3 separate regions of the Homo sapiens genome follow, and regions 1 and 2 are each linked to region 3. Evidence: chromatin contacts called from ENCODE Hi-C or POLR2A ChIA-PET data. All regions are on one chromosome and are shown on one strand. The core of a region is the stretch at or near the end of the contact, and the rest is flanking DNA. Distances in the headings are between cores, read along the strand shown. Region 1 overlaps LINC01818 (long intergenic non-protein coding RNA 1818). Region 2 has its middle 26 kb from the start of LINC01818. Region 3 overlaps MMADHC-DT (MMADHC divergent transcript).

Region 1 (4,807 bases), core at 2,008-4,507, 680 kb after region 3:
TCACATGATCATGCAAAATTTCCAAACTTTTACACCCTGCTTTCCTTTTAAATATAAGTTCCAATTTCAGATAATTTATTTGCTCATACATATGAGCATAGGTTATTAGAAGCAGCCAGGCCATGTCTTGAACACTGCTGCTTACAAATTTTTCTCTCCAGATATCATAAATCATCATTCTCAAGTTCAAGGTTCTGCAGATCCCTAGGAAAAAGGCAAAATGCAGGCAATTGCTTTGCTAAGAAAAAAAGTGACTGTTGTTCCAATTCCCAATAAGTTCTTCATTTCCACCTGATACCTCCTCAACTTGGCCTTCACTGTCCATATCACTATTCAGCATTTTGGTCACAACAATTTAACCAGTCTCTCTAGGAAGTTCCAAACTTTCCCTCATCTTCCTGTATTCTTCTGAGCCCTCCACACTATTCTAATCTCTGCCCATTACCCAGTTCCAAAGTCACTTCTACATTTTTAGATATCTTTATAACAATGTCCTCCTCCTCAGTACCAATCTTCTGTGTTAGTATTTTCTTACACTGCTATAAAAAAAATACCTGACACTGGGTAATTTATAAGGAAAAGGAGTTCAATTGGCTCATGGCTCTGCAGGCTATACAAGAAGCATGATGACTTCTGGGAAGGCCTCAGGAAACTTTCAATCATGGCTAAACGCAAAGGGAAGCAGACATGTCTTATATGGCCAGAGCAGGGGGAAGAGAGAGGTGGGAGGTGCTACACACTTTTAAACTACCAGATCTTGTAAAAACCCTACAAGAACAGCACTCACAAGAACAGCACTAGGGGCATGTTGCTAAACTATTCATGAGAAACTGCCCCCGTGATTCAATAACCTCCCACCAGGCTCCACCTCCAACACTGGGGATTACAATTACATGAGATTTGGGTGGGGACACAGATCCAAACCACATCAATCAGTAAGTGCTTATTCATGGGCACTATTCCAAATGGGCCCTTGGAAAGTCCTCTTGATTGGATTTAGCTATTGTTATTAATGGCATACCTTTATATAATAAATTCCATGTCCCAGGCACTGTTGTCCTTTATCTGTATTAAAGTGCAAGGAACTGATTGTTTGTGTTTCCCAAATTCATTCATTAAAATCCTAACCTCCAATGTGATGATATTAGGATGTGAGGCCTTTGGGAGGTAATTAGATCATGGGGGTTGAGCCCTAATGATGGGATTAGTGCCCTTATAAAAGGGACCCCAGACCTGACATGGTGGGCTCATGCCTGTAATCACAGCACTTTGGGAGGCCAAGGCAGGCAGATTTCCTGAGGTCAGGATTTCGAAAACAACCTGGCCAACATGATGAAACCCTGTCTCTACTAAAAACACAAAAAAATTAGCCAGGCATGGCTGGGGCAGGAGAATCACTTGTACCTGGGAGGTGGAGGTTGCAGTGAGCCAAGATCGCGCCATTGCACTCCAGTCTGGGCAAGAGGAGCAAAACTCTGTCTCAAAAAAAAAAAAAAAAAAAAAAAAAAAATAGACCCCAGAAAGCTCTCTTGCCCTCTTTCTACCATGTCAAGATAAAACTAGAAGTTAGCAGTATGAAACTGGGAAGAAGGTCCTCACCAGAAACCGCCCATACCCTGATCTCAGACTTCCCTTCTCACAGCCTCCAGAACTATGATAAATAAATTTCTCTTGTTTATAAGCCACCCAGGCTATGGTATTTTGTTACAGCTACTTGAACTAAGACACTTATTTAGTCCTGATAGTAGTCCTGTGAAAGAGGTGCTATTACATCTACATTTTCAGATAAAGAACAGCTGCTCAGAGAGATAAGTAACTGGCCATCATCGCATAGTTAGTACTTCACAGGTAGGATGCAAACTCTGTCAATCTAGCTGTACAGCCCATGCCCCAACATAGTTCAATGAAAGATCACAAGGCCCATATTCCAAATAAAGGATGCCTGGCAAATTAGAGACAATGTTCAAAATTCTGAAATTCCAAAGCTCGTCACATGGCATATACTCATCAAAAGATATGTGACAATGTTTCTTTTTTACACCAACTGGATACTGATATAATCTGGCTCTGTGTCCCTACCCAAATCTCATTTTGAATTGTAATACCCACGTGTTGGGGGAGGGACCTCATGGAAGGTGAATAGATCATGAGGGCAGTTTCCCCATGCTGGTCTCATAATAGTGAGTTCTCATGAGATCTGAGGGTTTTACAAGCGTCTGGCATTTCCCTTGCTGGCACTCATTCTCTCTCCTACCGCCCTGTGAAGAGGTGCCTTCTGCCATGATTGCAAGTTTCCTGAGGCTTCCCAAGACTTGCAGAACTGTGAGTCAATTCAACCTCTTTTCTTTATAAATGACCCAGTCTCGGGTATTTCTTCATAGCAGCGTTAAGAACAGACTAATACAGAAACCACTAAGTTTGTCAACTTCCAAAACAAGTTCTTGCCCTATGGTGAGCTTCTAGGGTCTTTATCTGTGCAGGTATACAGGTCTCAGTACTGTCCATGTCTTGGACACAGCACCTTATCCCTTCCTCTCCTTCCTTTCCTATCTCTATCCTCCAAGCCCTTCAAGGTATTGCCCTCTCTTTAGCTCATACAAAGCAAAATAAATTATTCAGTTCCTTTTCTTTCTCAATAAAATTGCTTGACAAACATGAACAGTAAAACAGATCACTTGAGTTCTTGAGTTTAGACACATGAAAATCAGACTAAAGTATGTCTATGTTCTCAAGATTTCCTGGAAAGAGACCTCTTGCCTTATATGGACAGGGGACTTTCTGCTTTAATAGGAAAATTTAAATCATTAGATGAGTTCTCGGCCACTCACTCTGCTAGTTAAGTCTTTGTTGGCACATTTTGCTGTTTCTTTCCATTGTTTAAAACTGCAATATTTTATTTATTTTAAGAAATGTTGCAAAATTTCTATGCAAAACTGAATCTGGTACACTGTTTTTCTTGATATTCATAGATGAATGTTTGCTAGAGAAATATCTGAAAGAAAAAAACAGCTCTAACTATGCCTGCATCCATTTGTGGGAACAGAATTAAAATACAAATAAAGTGATGTTTATGGTTTCTGCTTCTTTTACTCTGTTTTCCTAAAACATGGAAGGAAATGAAGCCTTTTCCATGGTTTCAAAGACTCTAGAGAAACTTTTACATAATCACTGATTCTGACAGTTTTCCATAAATCTCTGAGAAAAACACAGGAAAAAGCTTCAGAGTGGATCCTTGGGGATACTGAACTTGGAAAGATGCCTGAGACTTCATGTGACTCAGTGGAGACACGTGTAGCTGATTTATCCACAGAATTACTTCTTTCCTGTGTGCTTTCTTGTATGTGGAAAGAACCTTCAGAGGGTTCTTTCACAACCTTCCACAAACCTTTCCAAAGGTTCTGGAATCAGGCAGAACTGTTCCTTGGAGACAGATGACACCATACTCCCAACACTTAAGTAGAGGAAAGCTATCTTCAAATTTTCCTTGGGCAGTGACAACCAAGACTATGAGCACTTTGGGGCTGTATGAATATAACACATTTCCTCATATAAAACATCTGTCTTTAGGGCCAAAATGAAATTTTCTCTTCTATTGCTTATTTATAGTGAACCTAAAAGATTTTAATGAGATCTTTTTAGTAACTGCTAAAATCATGTCCATCAAAAACATTCTTATTTCTTTGCATCAAAATCCATCCCCCAAACAACAGCACAATTCTACCCACAGCTCCTTTGAAGTTATCATTCTTTTCTTGCTCTAATTTCTGGATTCAGATAACTTGCTCAGTTTCCACATTTGACAAACTTCCTGTTTCACTTTCACTGCTGCTTCCAAATTTGTTTCTTATTCTGTTACAGAAATGGATGTGGCCACTTAAAAAATTGATGTGCTAAATACAATTCTGTTTTCATGGCTATAATCTTTGGGGTCTGTAACTCTTTATAAAATAGTATTTTCATCCCAGTGTTTGTCCTTCAAATACTATCTGGAGTTCTGCTTGTTTCTTATACACAGAAATGATTTTTTAGGGAAAATAATTGGGGGTCCATTAGCAAAATAGTTACTTAGCTGAGAATACGAATCTTGAATTTTAATAGCAGAAGCATGTCTGGGCAAAAGAGAACACTGCATTTGGAGACAGGATGGTGGGATTGGAGAAAGGCTAAGGGAATGGATCTATCTGTAAAAATGCCCAGAGGAGGAACATTTGGTCAGGCCAAACATGGGTTATCTCAATGGTGGGTGGTGCTGGGGAATACAGGTAGGGCATGCTCAAAACTTGCTGTGCAGATAGCCCTCCTGCCTGCTTAACCTTCTTGCATTGCAAAAGTAGGATTTTGGCTGGTGGGCAATGGCTAAGGCTGCTAGAGCCTGAGGGGCCAGGGCCAGGCAAGAGCAAGGAATGTTTTTTGCCAGAGCTTAGAGATTGGAAGTTGTGAAGCAGATGATTAGATCAGAGACTTAGAAATGGACCCAAGGAAAGAATACAGTTCTAACACCTGTTGCATGGATTTGGAGGAACAGACATAATGGTGATGGAGGGGATAACAATTAGTATACATTATTAGAATCAGACTAAGCAGCCATGCTGTTGACGCTGAGCTACCAATGCCTTACTGATCTTCCCCACCCCCACATCCACAGAGACACTTTATATAAGAAGAATCAATCCCTTCTTGAAAAGCACTAATAAATGTATCACAGTGAAAAAGTAAAAATGTTTGAAGAGCTCAGTGCTCTTCTCTTGTCTCCTGCCCCTCCTTTCAGTAATACCGACTTTTGCACCAGCACACATTGGTGCCTATT
Region 2 (4,223 bases), core at 455-2,954, 540 kb after region 3:
TGAGTTAATTCTTGTTAAACCACTGACAATGCTTGTTAAATAAGTAAGCTCTTAATAAATGTTAGCTACTGTGATTTGCAGATGATGAAACAGCTCAATAAGACGTTTTCCTCTAATCATTATTCTCATGCACTTATTTCATGTTTCACAAGAAGGCAAGAAGTAATTTATGAAAGTTTGTTCACATCCTTACTTGCCTCATTTTCTACTAAAAAGCAAAGGTGACCATATCCTCAGACAATCTTATTCCTTCTTTTTGTTCAATGAACTTGGAGGAACTCTGGCAGTGGCAGTGTCTTTGCTGTCTCAATCAGAAGCTAACGTTCTAGAGATATGCAAATATTTAGTACAAGAGTGTTTTTACAAATTATGTACTAGGCTGCATGTGGGAGTACAATGCACAATAAAACTAGGTCCCCGCCCTCAGGCTGTTACAATAAATTTCCTGGCAGATATTTGGATCCCAGGCAGAGTAGGTGGGTAAGAAGTAGGCAGGTGCCAGGCTGTGCTGCCTGACATGCAATGCATGCTCAGTAAACACTCTCTCTTCTCAGTCTTATTTTCACAATGTTTAAAAACTCTCTAGAATGTCTTTCAATTTTTCAGCCCTTCACAGTTGGATTATGGAAAAAGTAAATCAAGATTTTCCAGTGTGTATTCTCATGCTTAAGCTCTATCACTTACTGTTTTCATGAATTAAAAACAAAATTCTATTTTTCATTGTATTAAAGACTTCCGTTGGTGGTTCACCACACAGAGAGGAAATGAGATGCATCTATGGCCCATTATGTCATTTTATGGCTATTTTTTGCTCGTATAAGAATATTCCCCATAGGATGATTGCTTATCTAACTGTAACTGACTCATGTCATGATGCTTCCTGCCCTAGCTTTAAAAGTTTAAATGATGTCAGATTTTATGATTGAAGACTTTTACCAATAATGAATCTAGTTTGTAATAGAAACTGACAATTTTTAGTCCTGCAAAACTTACCTCTACATGGCACAAAAAATACAGAAACATAAGTAGAAATCAAATTGTAAAATGCGTCCCTGCTGTCTCAATCTGGAACTAACATTTCATATTGTCAGAATATCAAAAAGCTTCCGTTCACAATCATTTGTCTATTTCAGGATATCATAAATGTTTGCTATTACATAGATCAGCATCAAAACCACACTTTAGAAATTTCTTAACAATGAACATTGCAAAGCATAATTCTAACAAGAACTGAATGAATATTGATTGTTACAATAAAATATTTTATTTAAACATTGTATGCACTTGGTGCTTTAAATTGTAAAAGTTATAATTGTTAGATTAAATTAATATTTTGTTATAAAAATTCCCAAAATATGATACATTTATTTTTGAAATGGAGTTTGATCACATGAAGTAAGACTATCATCCTTGATTTTCTATTATTTTATGTCTAATGTCATAGTCCATTTATATTTTTGACCTCATATAATTCATTCATTCATTAATTCAGTAGATATAGTTATTATCTGCTCTATATAAGGCACTGCAGTGGGATCCGAATTGTAGAAGAGAACAAAGCTGACAAAATTCTCTGCCCACCTGAAGCTGCCATCCTAATTTCTCAAACAGCTCTAAATCCCACAAGAAACACAAACATTACTCTGTTATCAGGGATGGTAAAGAGTAGTCAGGATAAAAACATTAACAAACATTTTATGCATTGTCATGGCAATATCATAGAAACAAAAAATGATTCATAATAGAAACATTCTTCATCTATTGAACACATAGTATGTATAGGTCATGAGCTAAGCATTTTATGGGCATTACCCTGTTAACCTCAAAATCTGATGAGTTGTACCATAACTATTTCCATTTTACATATAAGGAAAGCATGTTTCATTCAAGATGACACAGCTTTTAAATGATAGGTCTTCATTTCAATATAGGTCTGGGGTCCAAGTCTGTGTTCTTAAACATTATGTTCAATAAATTCTGGGTTATGCGAGAGGCAGTTGTAATATAATAAATTTCTAGAAAATTAAGCCCATCTAGATTTAGGGCTGATGAGATATTGAAAAAACAATAAGTGTTCAGCAACTCTATTAGAAAGTCTGGCCATAAGGCTGTAGAATTAGCATTTGCACAAGGAACTAAGAGTGGTGCTTCACAATCTTACCGATACATGTGATCGTAATACTTAACACGTGGAAAAGTTGAGTGGCCCAAAAGGTAAGCATTGTTCAAGAGGACCAAAAGAGGATGCAACATTCCTAAGCTCTGTTTCACTTTTGATTTTCACCATTCTATTGCATTAATTCATGACGTTTTGAGTCATTCAGAGGTCATCTGATTAGAGAGTTGCTTTCTTATAACTTTTCCAGACAACTCGCATTATGTATTTGTAGCTGATTCCCTGTGGAAAGAAGTATGAAAATAACCTCATTCTTTTCAAGTCTGAGAAAAGATGCCAAATGAAGGAGGTCAGTAACACACACGACATGGGACAGCTGGGAAACAGGGGACAGGTGCTTTGTGAGTCAGTAGTAGCTGGATTCCGCTCAAGGGTTGCATTCTTCAAGATGTCTAAATATTTGCATCAAGATGAGTGTATTTAATTTGGAAACCATATAAATTAATACAGATCACACATACAAATTAATGCAAATTCAGTGCTCATTTTGAACACTTTTAACAAACCTCTTAATAAAGTCAACTAAAATTCTGGATAATTTAAAAAACAAAACAAAAAAACCTTATGAAGCAGCATGAAAGCAAGAAAACTATGGGTATCAAAAACAAAGAGAAGTCAGGGATCCTGGGAGTTGTTCAAACACCAAAGTTGTCTTTTCTCCTAAGAGCAGAAACTGGGAGATTGGAGACTTTCATTGTAATGGCTGCAGAGAGCACAGAGATCAAGAGATAAGACTTAGGGTTGAGATTGTTACTCTCTACTCCCAGACTATTACTACAGACACAGAGAGTTCCCAGTATTCTGGTCTTGCCGTTCCCTTCCCCAAATAAGTTCAAGCTATAGCCGGATAGCAAAGAGGAGAGTGTGGAGAACAGTGTATGTGGGTCTGGGATTTGTCTTTTCCTTCCTCTCATCTAGATGGATAAAGAACTACCTAGATTTGTAATCTCACCTTCCCCTCCCTTGGGGTCACACAAAAGCCCATCAAGCTTTCTGACAAATGCACTGCTGAAAGCACATTCATAACCCTGTCCAGAAGTGAGCACAAGAATGCACATTCATGCACAATGGATTTGCTCTTGTCTTCCCAAAATCCCAGAGACAAGCCTGGGTGCTTGTCATTTGCTGATTGGAACAAAGGCAGCTACATGAAGGGTGCGCTGATTGTTGTTTATTTGCATGCTGGGCAGTGTTTCCATCATGGTCTATATTTCCTTGGACAACGCCCTCAAATTCCTAGTGAAGTTAGTTTTAGGACTTCTGTAATTTGCTCTAGCCCTCACTTTAGGTCTTTGGACTCTCTCTCCTTCCTTTGCAGATGGAAAGGCAGAGAGGACCAGAGACTGCCAGTAACACTATCTCAGGCCACTTACTTACTCTGGGCTAACACTGCTAGGTCCCAAACACATGTGGCAGGTACTATCATCCCCATTTTGTGAATGTTAAAACTGAGGTTCAGAGAGGTCTAGGAACCCACCAAAGTCACACAGCTAATAGGTAACTCAGGATTCAAATGTTGCTCTGTCTGACCCTACTGCCAGCTCCTTAGAGCTCCCTCACACAGCCTCTGCCTTTGTGGTGGCCGCATTATCAGCTGCTCAGTTCAGGAACTGGCAGTGAGGCTTCTAGAAGCTATGAAGAGTAGCTGTTCCCAGTGTCAATATCCCAGCAACCTGCCTCATGATTCAATTATGGCAAGAGTCTCAATCAAGCTAGGACTTTTAATTGGGCAGACTCAAAGCATTTAGAACACTTTAAAAAAATAAGATTCTTAAAATTCTCAAGTTTTATTGTTTCTGTTTTATTATTCCTTTAGCACTAGATGTCTTATAAAATTAGCTCAGTTATAATGATCACAAGAAAAATACTTTTAATTTCGTTGAATAAGGACCATGTATAGTAGGGTGAGTAATCTCTAAGTCTTCATGCTCTCCCAGAATACAAGATTACTCATGATTCATAGGGACTGTAACACAGGGTCCTTGGGATCTTATGAATAAATCAGTTTCTTTTTCTGAGTGTGTTAATATTCAACTCTTATTGAGAA
Region 3 (4,249 bases), core at 1,733-4,232:
TGGAAATGCCTAGGTTTAAAATCGGGGTATAAAGCAACCCAGAGCTTGTTAGATATGCAAGATCTCTGGCCCTATCCCCAAACTACTGTCCCAGAATATGTATTTTAACAAGGTTGCTAGTGACTCATATGCTCAATAATGTTTGAAAAGCCCTGCCCCAGACTCTTGAATAGGATTGGCCAGGAGGTGGGAAAAGGGATGGTAGCAGTGGTGCTTGCAATGTACATAGCCCCAGATATATAGAATCAGAATCTGTAAGAGTGGAGACTTAGGAATCTATGTTTTAACAAGCTCCTCAGGGAATTTTTATAAACACTGCAATTTGAAGATCACAGGTAAGAAATAAAAACAGTTCAGGGGAGAAGTGCAATATACACTATGAACACCAGCTGTCAGTACTCTACAATTTAAAAATGACCTTGATGGTTAATAGTGAAAAGAATTATTACAAGAACATTTTCTAAATTTGAAATGTAAAGATCTAGGGAACATGAGCTCTAAGTTAAACAGATTTGAATTATCCTGTGATTTTATCAAAGATCTCTAGACATATAAATAGTTTACAGAGAGTAGTGGTTGGAGATTTAGAGATTTTGGGTACATGTGAGTAAGTCCATGTCAGAATAATGTCTTACTATACTTGGGAAAATAAAGTGAATGCTTTTGTGGTTTTAAAACCAAACTGGACTCTACAGTTTGAAAGTATGTAAGGCAGGTCAATGACTCTTTCTAAGAATATCTTTTCATTTTCTTGGCATTATGTCCTGATGTTACTGGGTTTTTCAGGTACTTAATTTTCATGTGTAGCTCAGGGATTAAAAGTCTTGTGCAGTATTCAAAGGAACTTTTTCTGTATTTGTAGACACTGCACCATACTGGGAGACTTGGATTCGAATTCTGTCTTTTCCTTATAGCCTCGTGCAGATTACAATGACAATTCCTTAACATCTCTGAGTCTTTTAGTGTGCATAAAAATACCCACATAAGGGTTGTCAAGAGGAGGATCCAGATAATATAATAAATATGAAATGCTCTACCAATTATGAAGCATTAAATAAATGCAAGGTAGTACTTGAATGCTTATGGCATTGGGCTTTCACTTTTATATTTGATCTTTGGAACCCCACTATAGCACCCATTTCCATAAAAATGACTCAGGTTTCACTAGGAGCCTAGTTACTTTTCCTAGTTAGGTATTTTTTTTTTCCCCACCCCAAATAGCGTTGCCTGATAAAATACTGGACAGCCAGGTAAGTTTGATATAAAGTTTGATTTCATGTAAACAATGATTTCTTTTTAATTCTTCAGCTAAGACAGCGGAAGAGATGATTTATTGTATGGTTGTTACACTCGGCCACAAGTAAACACATAAATAGTCCAGAATGTCACAGGTCTAGGGCAAAGGACCAAAATGGGCAGTTTTGGTTATGAGCAACATGGGTCTTAGAGGTGATTGGCGATCAGAGGGCGATGAAGTTCTAGATCATGAGATAAGCTCTGGACAGTAGCATGCAGTCCTACAACTTGTACCAGCATCTCCAGCGTCTAGCATTCCATGTTTCTGCTCCTGTGGCCTCCATGGTACAAGAAGCTAGTGGTTTACTTGGACATCTGACTCATCTTTCTTCTTTTGCGCTTCAACCTGTGCATTCGCTTCTTCCTCCACTTGGCTCTTATGGCACAGAGGTTTTCAAGAAAATGGTGCTAAGGCCGAGATGACAATGAATAATTTTTTAGTATGACTATGTCCCATGTATTGCACAGCAAACTGGAAAATCTAACTCCAAGACCAAATGCTATCTACATTCATGCATCTTCTACTCACCAATCTCATCTAATTGCTTACATCTTCTATTTTGCCTGTATGGAAAAAGTCTGACTCAAAGACAGTAATGTAGATCTAAAAATGGTCTTGAGAGAAATTATTGCTATCTGAAAGCTCACGTCTTCAAAAATTTTTACACTTCCTGTCTAGAAACGGCTCTGGCTTATCTCTAAAGAGTGCTTAGAATAAAATAGAGTCACTTAAGTACTTACTCCTTGGGATTATTTTTGATTTTTTTTTGTGCTGTTATTCTGTTGACTTTTGATTATTCATTAACATCTCTTTCTCTGTCTCACTGTGTGGTTGTGGGAGTAGAAGGAGGGAAGAGGTGACTCTCCAAAATGAAATAATTCGAAAGCCACTTACATGTTGCTATTATGAACAATTCTGAGGCATTTCTGGTACAGCTTTCTCTTTCCAATTATATTTGGTATAGCAAATAATGCTATTAAAATATATAGACTTTATATAAAGAAAGACCACATCCTGATACTGAAGGAGAGGAAGAAGAAGGAAAGGTGGGAGTTCGCTGTGTGCTCAGCAGAAAGCAGGGTCGTCCTGGGGAACACTTTGCAGTTTCAAAGTACTTGAGGAGGGTAGGCCACAAAATGGGAGTTTAACTGTACTAAAGTAAATTCTTAATGACACTTTCACGTGGATGCCCTGAAGCAGAGGGAGGAATCACACCAGGAAACCTGATGCGGGAGAGAGCCATGTCCCACAGTTTGACCGAAAAAAATGTTGCCTTTGGGCTCACCTAACTCTGGACACTAGGTGTCAGTATACAGCAATGTAACGATTTTAGGATGCGGGGTTGATGTGCTGAATTAGTGGGGGAAGAGTTGTGAGATGATGTTTCGTTTCCTGCTGTTAACACAGGTCCTCGATTTATGGTAGAGGTTCTTTCAGCTGTGATCTTATGAATCATCAATAGAGACAGGAACTGTGTCAGAGTCACCTCTAGGGGTTTCCTTCATATTTTCTTTTTCTTTTCTCACTGGCTAGGACTGATTACTTCTTCACATCTCTGCAAAGTACTTAATTAGTCTCATCAGGCAGCCAAACTTGATACCTTCGTCCAATTTTAGATACAGAGATGATGAAGGTGTTTCATTGGCAGTTGGGGCCATTAGAGGGACCCCGCAGGGCAGAGCGACGTTGCACTGAGGCGATCTGAGCTGAGCACAGGGGTAAGGATATATTCCTGGACTGTGTGCTGCTGTCACCGAGAACATTTGCAAATCTGCTGACACATTACAGTGGGAATATCCCCTGGACGCATGGAAGGCCCAGTGCCCTGTCATTTGAGCAGTGCAGGCACGTCACCAGCCCATGGGGATGTCAGTATTCATGCTGCTCTTTGATATAAAGTTCGCATTTTCTATATGGTTTGATGATGTTTAGTGGGATCAGTGATGCCTGTTTGTTAATTGCTTACAGAAGATTTGGGCTTAAAAATAAAATCTTGGATCAGGTAACATTCTCTGTTTTAAATTTTATTGATATTTCTGAATTCCAAGGAAATTACTTACATATCAGATGGTCTTTGAAACCTTATTTTTTTCTATTATTTTTAGTATTCTCTGCACTCTGTCTTATATTTCTGCCCTTTCTCCTGCATAAGTAAAACAGAAAGATTTAGTTAGCGTTTGAGGATGAAAATTATCAAGCCTATATTCTCAACAACAATCTGGGATTTGAGTTAATTTTAATGTCCAATTTGTGTCCCTCTTGCCCCCTTTACATGTGTGACTTTATTTTCAGCTATCTTTTAATATTATTCACTCTTAGTCACACCAACTATGCTTATCCCTACCTAAGTCCTTCTCATCTTGTTATCACCAGCTGGTAAATTCTTCCTGCTTCCTTTACTTATATAAATGTGGCTGCTTTTTCAATATCAGCTCCAAGCCATCTCCTCCATGAAGCTATCTGGGTAATTCACAGAAATCTGCTTTCCTGAATCATAGAGCATTGCTCAGTGTAGCTCATGATTATAACCTAGTCTTAGTTGCTTTTTAATTAGTTTGCACACGTGTACATATACACACACATGCACACACACACACACATGACCAACTAGATTACAAGCTTTTCAAAAGTGGGGGCTGTACCCCAGTGACATCTAGTAATATGCTGAGTATCATATATACATTTTCAATAGATAGCCATTTTTTGTTTATCTCTTTGATTGCGGAGGCTAAAACATAATAGGTATTTAATAAATGTTGAGAGATCTGAGGAATTGATTTAAATTACTCTGCTGAAGTACTAGATCTTTGATAATATTAGATTGTGACATTTGGTGTGACAATTCTGGTAGTCATTAGCATATACCTTTGCAAGAGCTAGCTCAAGTCTTATACCTTCCATGACAACTTCTCTAGGCTAATACAGTCCTCATTGTTCCTCCTGGTCCTGAAT

The links. Hi-C counts contacts between places; a loop is a spot of excess contacts on that map. ChIA-PET counts read pairs that join two places held with the same protein, here RNA polymerase II (POLR2A). Pooled maps may share reads with other maps.
Region 1: a map of aorta shows a loop between it and region 3 (3-fold over the local background). The contact joins two enhancer-like sites. A Hi-C loop is called at or near these places in 3 of 168 maps with a recorded cell type or tissue (IMR-90, aorta and ascending aorta) and 4 of 50 pooled maps.
Region 2: a map of PC-3 shows a loop between it and region 3 (7-fold over the local background). The contact joins two enhancer-like sites. A Hi-C loop is called at or near these places in 6 of 168 maps with a recorded cell type or tissue (A673, Calu3, PC-3 and 3 more) and 5 of 50 pooled maps. POLR2A ChIA-PET finds 5 or more read pairs at or near these places in 3 of 52 experiments (OCI-LY7, PC-9 and naive thymus-derived CD8-positive, alpha-beta T cell).

The regions. Positions count from the first base shown.
Region 1 is chr2:150,277,108-150,281,914 of GRCh38, forward strand. All of the region lies in intron 2 of LINC01818 (long intergenic non-protein coding RNA 1818), which reads left to right. Among named protein-coding and RNA genes, the nearest start is that of LINC01817, 23 kb to the left of the region's middle. Within about 2 kb of position 3,258, at least 2 of the 41 ENCODE cell types and tissues checked have a DNase peak (open chromatin) inside an H3K27ac peak, as active enhancers do.
Region 2 is chr2:150,140,972-150,145,194 of GRCh38, forward strand. No RefSeq gene overlaps it. Among named protein-coding and RNA genes, the nearest start is that of LINC01818, 26 kb to the right of the region's middle. Within about 2 kb of position 1,705, at least 4 of the 41 ENCODE cell types and tissues checked have a DNase peak (open chromatin) inside an H3K27ac peak, as active enhancers do; they include PC-3, where a contact is called at or near this core.
Region 3 is chr2:149,595,134-149,599,382 of GRCh38, forward strand. All of the region lies in intron 1 of MMADHC-DT (MMADHC divergent transcript), which reads left to right. Among named protein-coding and RNA genes, the nearest start is that of MMADHC, 9.5 kb to the left of the region's middle. Within about 2 kb of position 2,983, at least 3 of the 41 ENCODE cell types and tissues checked have a DNase peak (open chromatin) inside an H3K27ac peak, as active enhancers do; they include PC-3, where a contact is called at or near this core.